Linked DNA regions of Homo sapiens: region 1 is linked to region 2. Evidence: chromatin contacts called from ENCODE Hi-C or POLR2A ChIA-PET data. All regions are on one chromosome and are shown on one strand. The core of a region is the stretch at or near the end of the contact, and the rest is flanking DNA. Distances in the headings are between cores, read along the strand shown. Region 1 has its middle 6.5 kb from the start of LINC03034. Region 2 overlaps OTUD7A (OTU deubiquitinase 7A).

Evidence for each region. Hi-C counts contacts between places; a loop is a spot of excess contacts on that map. ChIA-PET counts read pairs that join two places held with the same protein, here RNA polymerase II (POLR2A). Pooled maps may share reads with other maps.
Region 1: a map of posterior vena cava shows a loop between it and region 2 (6-fold over the local background). The contact joins two enhancer-like sites. A Hi-C loop is called at or near these places in 1 of 168 maps with a recorded cell type or tissue (posterior vena cava), 4 of 37 single-sample maps with no recorded cell type and 10 of 50 pooled maps. POLR2A ChIA-PET finds 5 or more read pairs at or near these places in 3 of 52 experiments (B cell, GM12878 and activated T-cell).

Annotation. Positions count from the first base shown.
Region 1 is chr15:31,235,113-31,239,706 of GRCh38, forward strand. No RefSeq gene overlaps it. Among named protein-coding and RNA genes, the nearest start is that of LINC03034, 6.5 kb to the left of the region's middle. RefSeq lists a silencer at 1,394-1,688 and an enhancer at 1,394-1,688. Within about 2 kb of position 1,564, at least 27 of the 41 ENCODE cell types and tissues checked have a DNase peak (open chromatin) inside an H3K27ac peak, as active enhancers do.
Region 2 is chr15:31,488,063-31,492,246 of GRCh38, forward strand. The region is part of intron 10 of OTUD7A (OTU deubiquitinase 7A); the gene reads right to left. Among named protein-coding and RNA genes, the nearest start is that of KLF13, 160 kb to the left of the region's middle. RefSeq lists an enhancer at 1,753-2,402 and a silencer at 1,908-2,058. Within about 2 kb of position 2,114, at least 7 of the 41 ENCODE cell types and tissues checked have a DNase peak (open chromatin) inside an H3K27ac peak, as active enhancers do.

The DNA of each region.
Region 1 (4,594 bases), core at 314-2,813, 250 kb before region 2:
GCTCTCAGTGGAATTCCAGTTCTTCTGTCTGTATCCCTCACTCCAATCAATCTATATCTATCTATATCTATATCTATATATTACTTTTTAAAATTGTTATCTATTTATTTTATTTTTGAGACAGGGTCTCACTCTGTCACCCGGGCTGGAGTGCGGTGGTGCCATCACAGCTCATTGCACCCTTGACCTCCTGGGCTCAAGTGATCCTCCCACCTTAGCCTCCTAAATAGCTGGGACTACAGGCACGTGCCATCACTTATGGCTAATTTTTGTATTTTTGGTAAAGATGGGGTTTCACCATGTTGCCCAGGCCGGTCTCGAACTCCCAAGATCAAGCAATCGGCCCACTTCGGCCTCTCTAAGTGGGATGAGATTATATGTGTGAGCCACCGCACATGGCCTTCAATTCTAATTTTAAGAATAGAATAGTTGGCTCCTATCTGTTTCCCCTTTTCAGTCTTATCACACTTACATGTTCCTTATTAGTCTCGTGCTATCTCTTTGCTGTAAGTTGGGCATATTTTATTAATTCTGTTCGTCAGATGGGAAAACTGAAGTTACAGAGATAGGCCAAGTATCGGCCAAAGGCTTTCAGTGGTGATGAGCCCAAGGATGGGAGGACCGGGAAGAGAGCTAGAGGCTGCAGGTTCCTTAGACGCCCACCTGCAGTGGTGGCTTTCCCATTCCTTCTTACGTTTCACAGATGTCTCTGTTCTAGGCACTGGGGACATGTCATGAACAAAAAAAACTCCAGCCCCTTCTCTGTGGAGCTTATGGCCCAGGAGCGGGACAGGCGTTGGTCCAAGTATTTCACAGATAAGTACATAATTACAAATGGAAAACACCGATTTGAAAGCAAGTGCAGGATGAAATGAGATTGCACAGAGCCTGACTTGGCTCAGGGCCCGGGAAGCACCTCTGAGGAGGAGGCCTAGAGCCGCGGGTCATTCCCGCCTGACACTCGGATCAGAGAACAAAGAGGCCCCAAACCTTTCAGTTATCTTCAGGCTAATATTAGCATGAGAGACATGTGAATAATTTACTCTTTCTCAACAAATGTGGTTAATACTTAAGGGTAAAAAGGAAAAGATTGAGCCCGAAATTAAAAAATGAAGACAACCTTCAATGATGTATTTCTGCATCAGGCAAGGTGTCTTCTTATGGGAACAGCAGAGTCACCCAGAAACAAGGGTGTAATTATAGCAGTGCCATCTGCGGCACTAAAATAAGAATGATTATCAACACTATCTTTCAGGTTTTTCACTAAGTCAGAACAATTTGCTAAAAATAATCTGTACTGTATCCGCAACGCCCCCAAACAATGTGTGTTTTCCCGTCACCGCGGCTGCCAGCTCCCCACGGGCCGGGCCAGGGGGCCGAGGGGGCTGTTCAGCCCCGCTGGCAACCTTGTCCCCTGTTGGCTGGCTTTCATTGTGAGCATTGTCACTGGAGCAGTGGGAGATGGGTGGAGGGAAAGTTAAGGCTGGATTCCAGCCAGCTCGGGAGGGCCACGCAGACACCAGCTTGATTGAAGAAGGCTGGGTGCATTTCCCAAGAGCCTCCTGGTGGTTTCAGGGCCCATGGCCAGATCATCAGTTCCTGGAATCCCGCTTGGTCCAGAGGGAATGAGTCATACCCCCAACCCCCAGCATAAGGGATGAAAATACAGAAGCCAGATACGAGTTCCCTTGTGCTCCATGCAGAGGTTTCCTTCCAGATTAGAATACTTAGGTCCCCAATCCAGAGCCCCCCTTCCTGAAGTCAGAATTGCCGTGGAGTCTGCAGGGTCACAAAGAGGCGCAGTAAGCATAGGGACTGAGCTCAAAAAGGCGGGTGGAGTGATGATGACATTTCATCCTGGTCATAGGGCCACTGTTGCCTCTATGGAATATTCATGCGATAAAAAAAAAAAAAGAGACCTAACCTAATCTAGTGCAGGGCATGCACTAGATTTCAGAACCTGCTTGCCCCCTGACTCAAAGGAGTCTTTGAGTAGTGTGCAACCTGTACAGCTGTTCATGGCGCCCTGTGGTTGCCATAGTCATGAGAACTCCTGTATGCCCCACAGCACCAAGGGCCTCTTCCCCAAGCAAGAAGAGCCCCTGCCTCAGACTCAGCAACTCTTTTCCCTGAGCAGAGCAGGATGGACGCATTCAACACTGCCCTTCGGATTTCCTCAGGGTATGGGCAATAGTGAATTCATGTTGATTTACTAATCAACTAATCAACTAATTACTAAGTTCTTAGGGTAATGATTTTCGAGTCCCAGGAATGTTTCCAGGAGGAGCTCAAGGCTGATAGGGGTAGGAGAGGTAGGCTGAGCAAAGAGAGTTCTGGACCCTCACCCCTGCTTCACCCGGGAGAGCTCATTTTTTCTTTCTGCCTTACTTGTTGGACTGCTAAGTAAGAGTTACTTTGGAAGAAAAGATGCAACAGAAAAACTGCCCTTAAAGGGCCGCATCCAAAAATGTTCATCATGAGATAGGGACTAAATCATGTGTCCAGATGTGTCCAGAGAAAAGTAACAGGAAATACAAGGTGACATCATCTGGACCCCAGTCTGGGAAAAGGAGCTGGGTAATTCAGACAAACCTGCCTGCTGGAAACAACTGGAAATGTTAGAACATATTTAAAATATTCTTTAAAAATTTTGTATTTTATTTATCTTTTAATTGATGTATAATAATTTTAAATATTTTGGGGATACATAGTGATGTTTTAATACATGTATGGTGATCAAATCAGGGTAATTAGCATACCCATCATCTCAAACATTTATCATTTCTTTGTCTTGGGAACATTCAATATCTTCCTTCTAACTACTTGAAACTATATATTATATTATTGTTAACGATGGTCATCTTACAGTGCTAGAGGCCATTAGAATTTATAATTTATTCCTCCTATCCAGATGTAGCTTTTTTTTTTTTTTTTTTTTTTGAGACTGAGTCTCACTCTGTCGCCGCCCAAGCTGGTGTGCAGTGGCATAATCTCAGCTCACAGCAATCTCTGCCGCCCAGGTTCAAGCAATTCTCCTGTCTCAGCCTCCCATGTAGCTGGGACTACAGGTGCATGCCACCATGCTGGCTAATTTTTGTATTTTAAGTAGAGAGGAGGTTTTACCATATTGGCCAGGCTGGTCTCAAACTCCTGACCTCGAGTGATCTGCCCACCTTGGCCTCCCAAAGTGCTGGGATTACAGGCGTGAGCCACTGAGCCCAGCCCAGATGTAGTTTTTAATCCTTTAACAAATCTCTTCCTAGCCCCTCCTTCCCCTACCCTTCCCAGCCTCCAGTGTGCTCTGTTCCACTTTTTACTTCTATGAGATCAACTTTTTTAAGCTTCCACATATGAGTGAGAGCATGTGGTGTTTAACTTCCTGTGCCTGGCTTATTTTACTTAACATCATGTCCTCCAGTTCCATCCATGTTGCCATGAATGACAGGATTTGCTTCTTTTTTATGGCTGAATAGTATTCCATTGTGTGTATATATCACATTTTCCTCATCCATTCATCTGTTGTTGGACAGATAGGTTGATTTGATACCTTGGCTGTCGTGAATAGTGCCGCAATAAATATGGGGGTGCAGATGTACCTTCAATATTCTGATTTCCTTTCCTTTGGGTAAATGCTCAGTAGTGGAATTGCTGGATATATGGTAATGCTGTTTGTAGTTTCTGAGGAACCTCTGTACTGTTCTCTATAGTGGCTGTACTAGTTTACATTCCCACGAATAGTGTATAAGAGTTTCCTTTTCTCCATAGCCTCACCAGCGTTTGCTATAAATATACTATCTTAAAAGTGCCAAAGAACCAGCAAGATAATGAAGAACTGCCAGGCCAGCTTCTGGGGAAAGCATGCATTAAGAGGGATAAGAATACTGGGGCCTTTGAAGGCTCTTTGGCCTTAAGGGACAGAGTTGAGGCTCAGGGGCCACCCAAGGTGGGGAGTCAGGGTGGAGGCCCTTCCCACACTGAAGGCCAACACCTTTGGGGTAAGGGTGAAGCAGCAGGCAGCCACCTCAGGCAGCAGTCGGGGCACCTGCACCAGGTACTTCAATCAAAGGTGACTGAAGACAGGGAAGTGGGAGGCAGGTTTCATAGGGCTGAATTTTCTACCCAGGGAAAAGTTTTTTCAAGAATAGGGGCAGTATAAAGACTGAGGGAGTTCATCACCAGCTGACTCTTCCTGAAGGGATTTCTGAAAGATGCATTTCAGTGAGAAGGAAAGTGGTCTCAGAGGAAGGTTTGAGGAGGAAGAAGGAGTGAAGAACAGGAAGTACTGAGAGGGTGAATAAAAACAACCATTGATTTCATAAAGCAATGTCTTAATCTGTTTTCTATTGCTTAGAACAGAATACTTGAAACTAGGTAATTTATATAGAAAAGTAATTTATTTTTTTCAGCTATGGAGGCTGAAAAGTCCAAGGTTGGGGGCCGCATCTGGCGAGGACCTTCTTGCTGGTGGGGACCCGTGGCAGAGTCCCAAAGCAGCTCAGGGCATCACAAGGGGAGGGGACTAAGCGCACTAGCTCAGGTCTCTCTTCCTCTTATAAAGCCACCAGTCCCACTCCCATGATAACCCATTAATTCA
Region 2 (4,184 bases), core at 864-3,363:
CCCGCCCCTGCCCGTGGGAAGCTCACCTGTGCTGGGGACAGATAAGCAGGTTAACAAACATCTCATAATGTCAGGTGGTGATGAGCCCTGGAAGGGTAAACACCAGGCAGAAGGCAGTGATGGTGAAGCCTTTTTCGGATGGGGTCAGGGGGTCCTTTTGAGGAGGTCACATGTAGGTGGAGATTGCAGTGATGAGCCACTGGCTGGTCATTTCTCAGAGGGATTGACTCATCACAAAACTTCTGTGGTGAAACTCACCACCCGTGGGAAATCCTGGCTCACTCCAGAAGGGCTAGGGTGGAGGGGGTATCTACAGGTTTGGGATCTTCTAGGAGCTTCTGAGCTGCTGGGGGACCTGATGAGAGGAGTGCCTAGTGACACGGTTGACTCCTCCCAAGGGCATTGTCAGGGACAAGGGCAGGAGGAACTGGGAGATGGTCTCCCCAAGTCTTTCCTCGCAACAAGCAGCAGCCTCCTCCATGGGCTCCACTTAGCTCCCCTGCAGGCCCCACACCTGGGAGTCACACACAGCAGAGAAGCACAGCCACCTTGGACCAGCTGCTTTGCCTCTTTGCTGGTGCCCATGGTTCATGGCAAGGGTGCCATGGCAAGAACAAAAAGGCAAGGAAATAGATCAAATCGAAGACTGAACACCAATAGTTGATTTGGTAAGAAATTGGAAAAACTGACTCAATGCTGCCCTCCAGTGTTGCTTAAGAGGAAAAGTGGGTGCAAATAATTCCCCTCTCCACCCCCGCACCTCTTCTTCTCCAGCTTCCCCAAGCTGCCAATAAGGGAAATGCAGCTTTGCTGACCAATGACCAGCTCCGGGCTTTTCATTAATCTGGCTTGGGATTGGAAAGTGCAGTGCTCTGATTTGAGAGGTCAGGGGTGGCTTGGCCTGGCTTTGCTGCAGCCTGCTGGGTTCTGCCTTGACGTGGCCACCCTTTCCAGATCTGAGCTGCAGGGCAGACACACCCAGGGAGGGCTGCAGGGCTGGCTCAGGGACAGGTCTCCCTTGGGTGGTGCCCAGCAGCCTGTCCCATAGTTCTATGAGTCACTACACAAACAGAGAAGGGGTTAGCCTCGCTTCTTACTCATGGGGCAGGGGGTGGCACAGGCTCTCCCCATCCACAATGTTTCCCAGAATAGAGCAGTGCAGCTCCTGGGAGTTCCAAGCCCCCATGAATGGATGGGCCAAACCAAAGTGTCCAGGAAAGGGACTCAAAAAGCAACATTTTAAATAAGCATCTCCTGTGGCTTTTAAAATCAAGCAAATTCAGGAAATATTGTTCTAGAACAAGAATAATCTGTTAGAAGCAGTTCCTGTGGGTGCAACTTGGACATTTTGGGTCTGGCTGTCCACCCGCTTCCCAGGGTAGAATTGCTGTTGGAGAACATCAGCCCAGCCACCACTCCATGTCTTAGCCACCCCGGCCCCAGGATTTAGGGGGAACAGGCACCTAGTGGCATCCATGGTCTGTGGGCAGAAGCAATGTGGGAAGTGCTGGGTGATGTGCTCAGGCATGGGGGTGTCTCTCCCCACTCCCCTTCCATGGTGCCTGCAGAAGACAGCAGATCTCCACTGAAGAGCTGCCTGACAATTGAGAACACTCCTTTTAGATTTCCACTGTGTTAAGTCACTGTGATTTTGGTTTGTTTGTTTCAGATAAACCACCTAAGCTAAGACGGCACCCCAGACAGTCACCCTCACTTCCCTATCATGGGGTTCCTGGGGACTCCTCCCCTCAACAGCAGGGCTGGAATGGACTCCTTGGGCTGCCCAGGGCTCCAGTGCACGGTGGGAATACCCCTGAAGGGGCTAGTGCCTGTCCACCTAGAAGGGTCCAGCAGCCTTGCGGCCTAGATCTGGCTGGGGTGAAGGGCCAGGTACTGAGAGGCTCTACGGACATGCCTGCTCACAACTGAAGACACCGAGGGGCTCAAAGGAAGGCTTTTCTGCAGAGGGTCAACTGCGGCCTGTGGTGAGGGCTGGGGCTGCAGAGCCCAGGGACAGTTCCGGCCAGGAGGCCATGAAAACAGGTCCTCCTCGTGAGCAGCGGCTGCTCAGGATGCCTCTGCTTCTCAACTGTACACCCTGACATTTCCCTATTGGAAACCTGGCTTTACCAGTGAGGAGCAGCCATGCAGCGGCTTGCCCTCTGGTGGTAAATGTCTAGAACAGCAACTGCTTTTCAAAATGAGCCTAAAAAGGCCGGAAAGGTGTTTTGTTTTTGTTTTTGAAAGGCCTCTTGTATGTCTTTTAGCCTGGAAACATATAGGCATCATCTCATGCTAGCCTGAATATATTCTGAGTACTTATTTTCTAAAAAAAAATCAAGATTTCTGGTTTTTGTCTCCGATGTGAAAAGCTGGAAGAGCATTGTTCCACCATGAAAACATTCCAGTCAAACTGCAAATTCACAACTTATCTTTAACCCACCAGACAGCTGAAGTCACAGGGAAACCGACTTATCCAATATCTAAGGAAAGACAGGTGCCTCCAAGGAGAGACAGACATGAGCTTAAGAAGGGCCAATTCAGCTGGACCCCAGTAAGAATCATTCAGCTAAAATGGTTAAATTGGTAAAGGAACAGTATCAGCTAGTGAAATAATATGGAACCCTGGGGGCTGAAGATATAAAGGAAATTCACATGCACCTGCAGGCTCCTCTCCACAGGACCTACCTGGTTCTCCCAAAAAAGACTGGCAGGAGTTCTAAGAGAGTGTCTCCATAGATATTTCCATCCTACCTCTACCAAGGAATAAAAGCTTAAACTGCAGAGTGTAGGGCAACAAACACTGGGTGCACTAAGGGTCATCTTCTGTTACTCTGATTAAGCATCTGTCTTAGGCAGGCACTGTATCCCTGGATCTGGGGATGGGGGTGACCTTCCTGGGCTATCATAACTAGACTGGTCCAAACCTAGACTCTGAAAACCTAGCAAAAGGAAAGGCATGCTTCTTTCCAGGAATAAAAGTGATTTACTGCAGTCTTTACTGTCCTACTCAAGATGCCTGGCTTTCAGCAACGACAACAAAAAACCTATGAGGCGAAAGGAAAGATAAAAAAAAAAACCCAACACATTGATAAAAGACAAAGCAGTTTATAGAACAAGACTCAGATATGACACAGGTGTTGAAACTATCAGACAAGGAATTAAAAATAACTGATTAATAAGTTAAGGACTAATAGAAAAGCCAGATACCATGCAAGATTTGATGGTTAATTTCAGCATACAGAACAAATCTATGAGAAAGAAATGAAAATGCTAGAAATGAAAAACACCATAATAGAGGTGAAGAATGATTTTGAGGGGCTGGTCAGTTGACTTGATATAGCTGAGCAAAGAATCTGATCTGTAAACCTCAAGATAGGTTACTAGAAATGACACAAACTGAAACAGAAAAAAAGGAGGTGGGAAACTGAACACAGCATCTAAGAGCTGTGTGACAATATCAGCACCTTAAGTTCTGTGTAAATGAAATCCCAGAAGAGGGAAAGAACAATGCAAAATAAAATTTTAAAGAAATAATGGCTAAGAATTTTTCAAAATTAATGACAACCATCAACACAGATCTAAGAAACTAAGAGAACATCAAGAAGAAAAAGTAACACCACCACAAATATTCCTATAATAGCCTCTTAACACTTCTGAAACCCAAAGACAAAAAGAAAGTCTTGAAGGCAGCCAGAGAAAAAAGAGGATACATTATACAGAGAAAAACAAAGGTACAAATTACAACAGACTTTTCATGGTAAAACAGGTAAGCCAGAAGATAATGGAGTGACATTTTTAAAGTGCTGAAAGAAAAAAAAAAACTGTTAATCTAGAATTCTATACCCAGCCAAAATATCTCTGAAACATGAAGAAGACATAAAGAGTTTTTCAAATAAAAGTGAGCAAATCATTGCCAGCAGACCTGAACTACAGGAGATGTTAAAGTGCAAGAAATATGGTACCAGTAGAAACTTGTATTTACACAATTAAGAGTGATGGAAATGGAATAAATGGATGTGAAAATTCATTTTTTTCTTCTTTTTAATTGCTCTAACAGATAACTGTCTAAAGCAAAGGGCAGCAGTGCATTATGAATTTATAACAGATGTAAAAATAAAATGTCTGATAATAGCAAAGAATGGGAGGGAGGGATTGGTAATACACTGTTGTAATATCCTTAT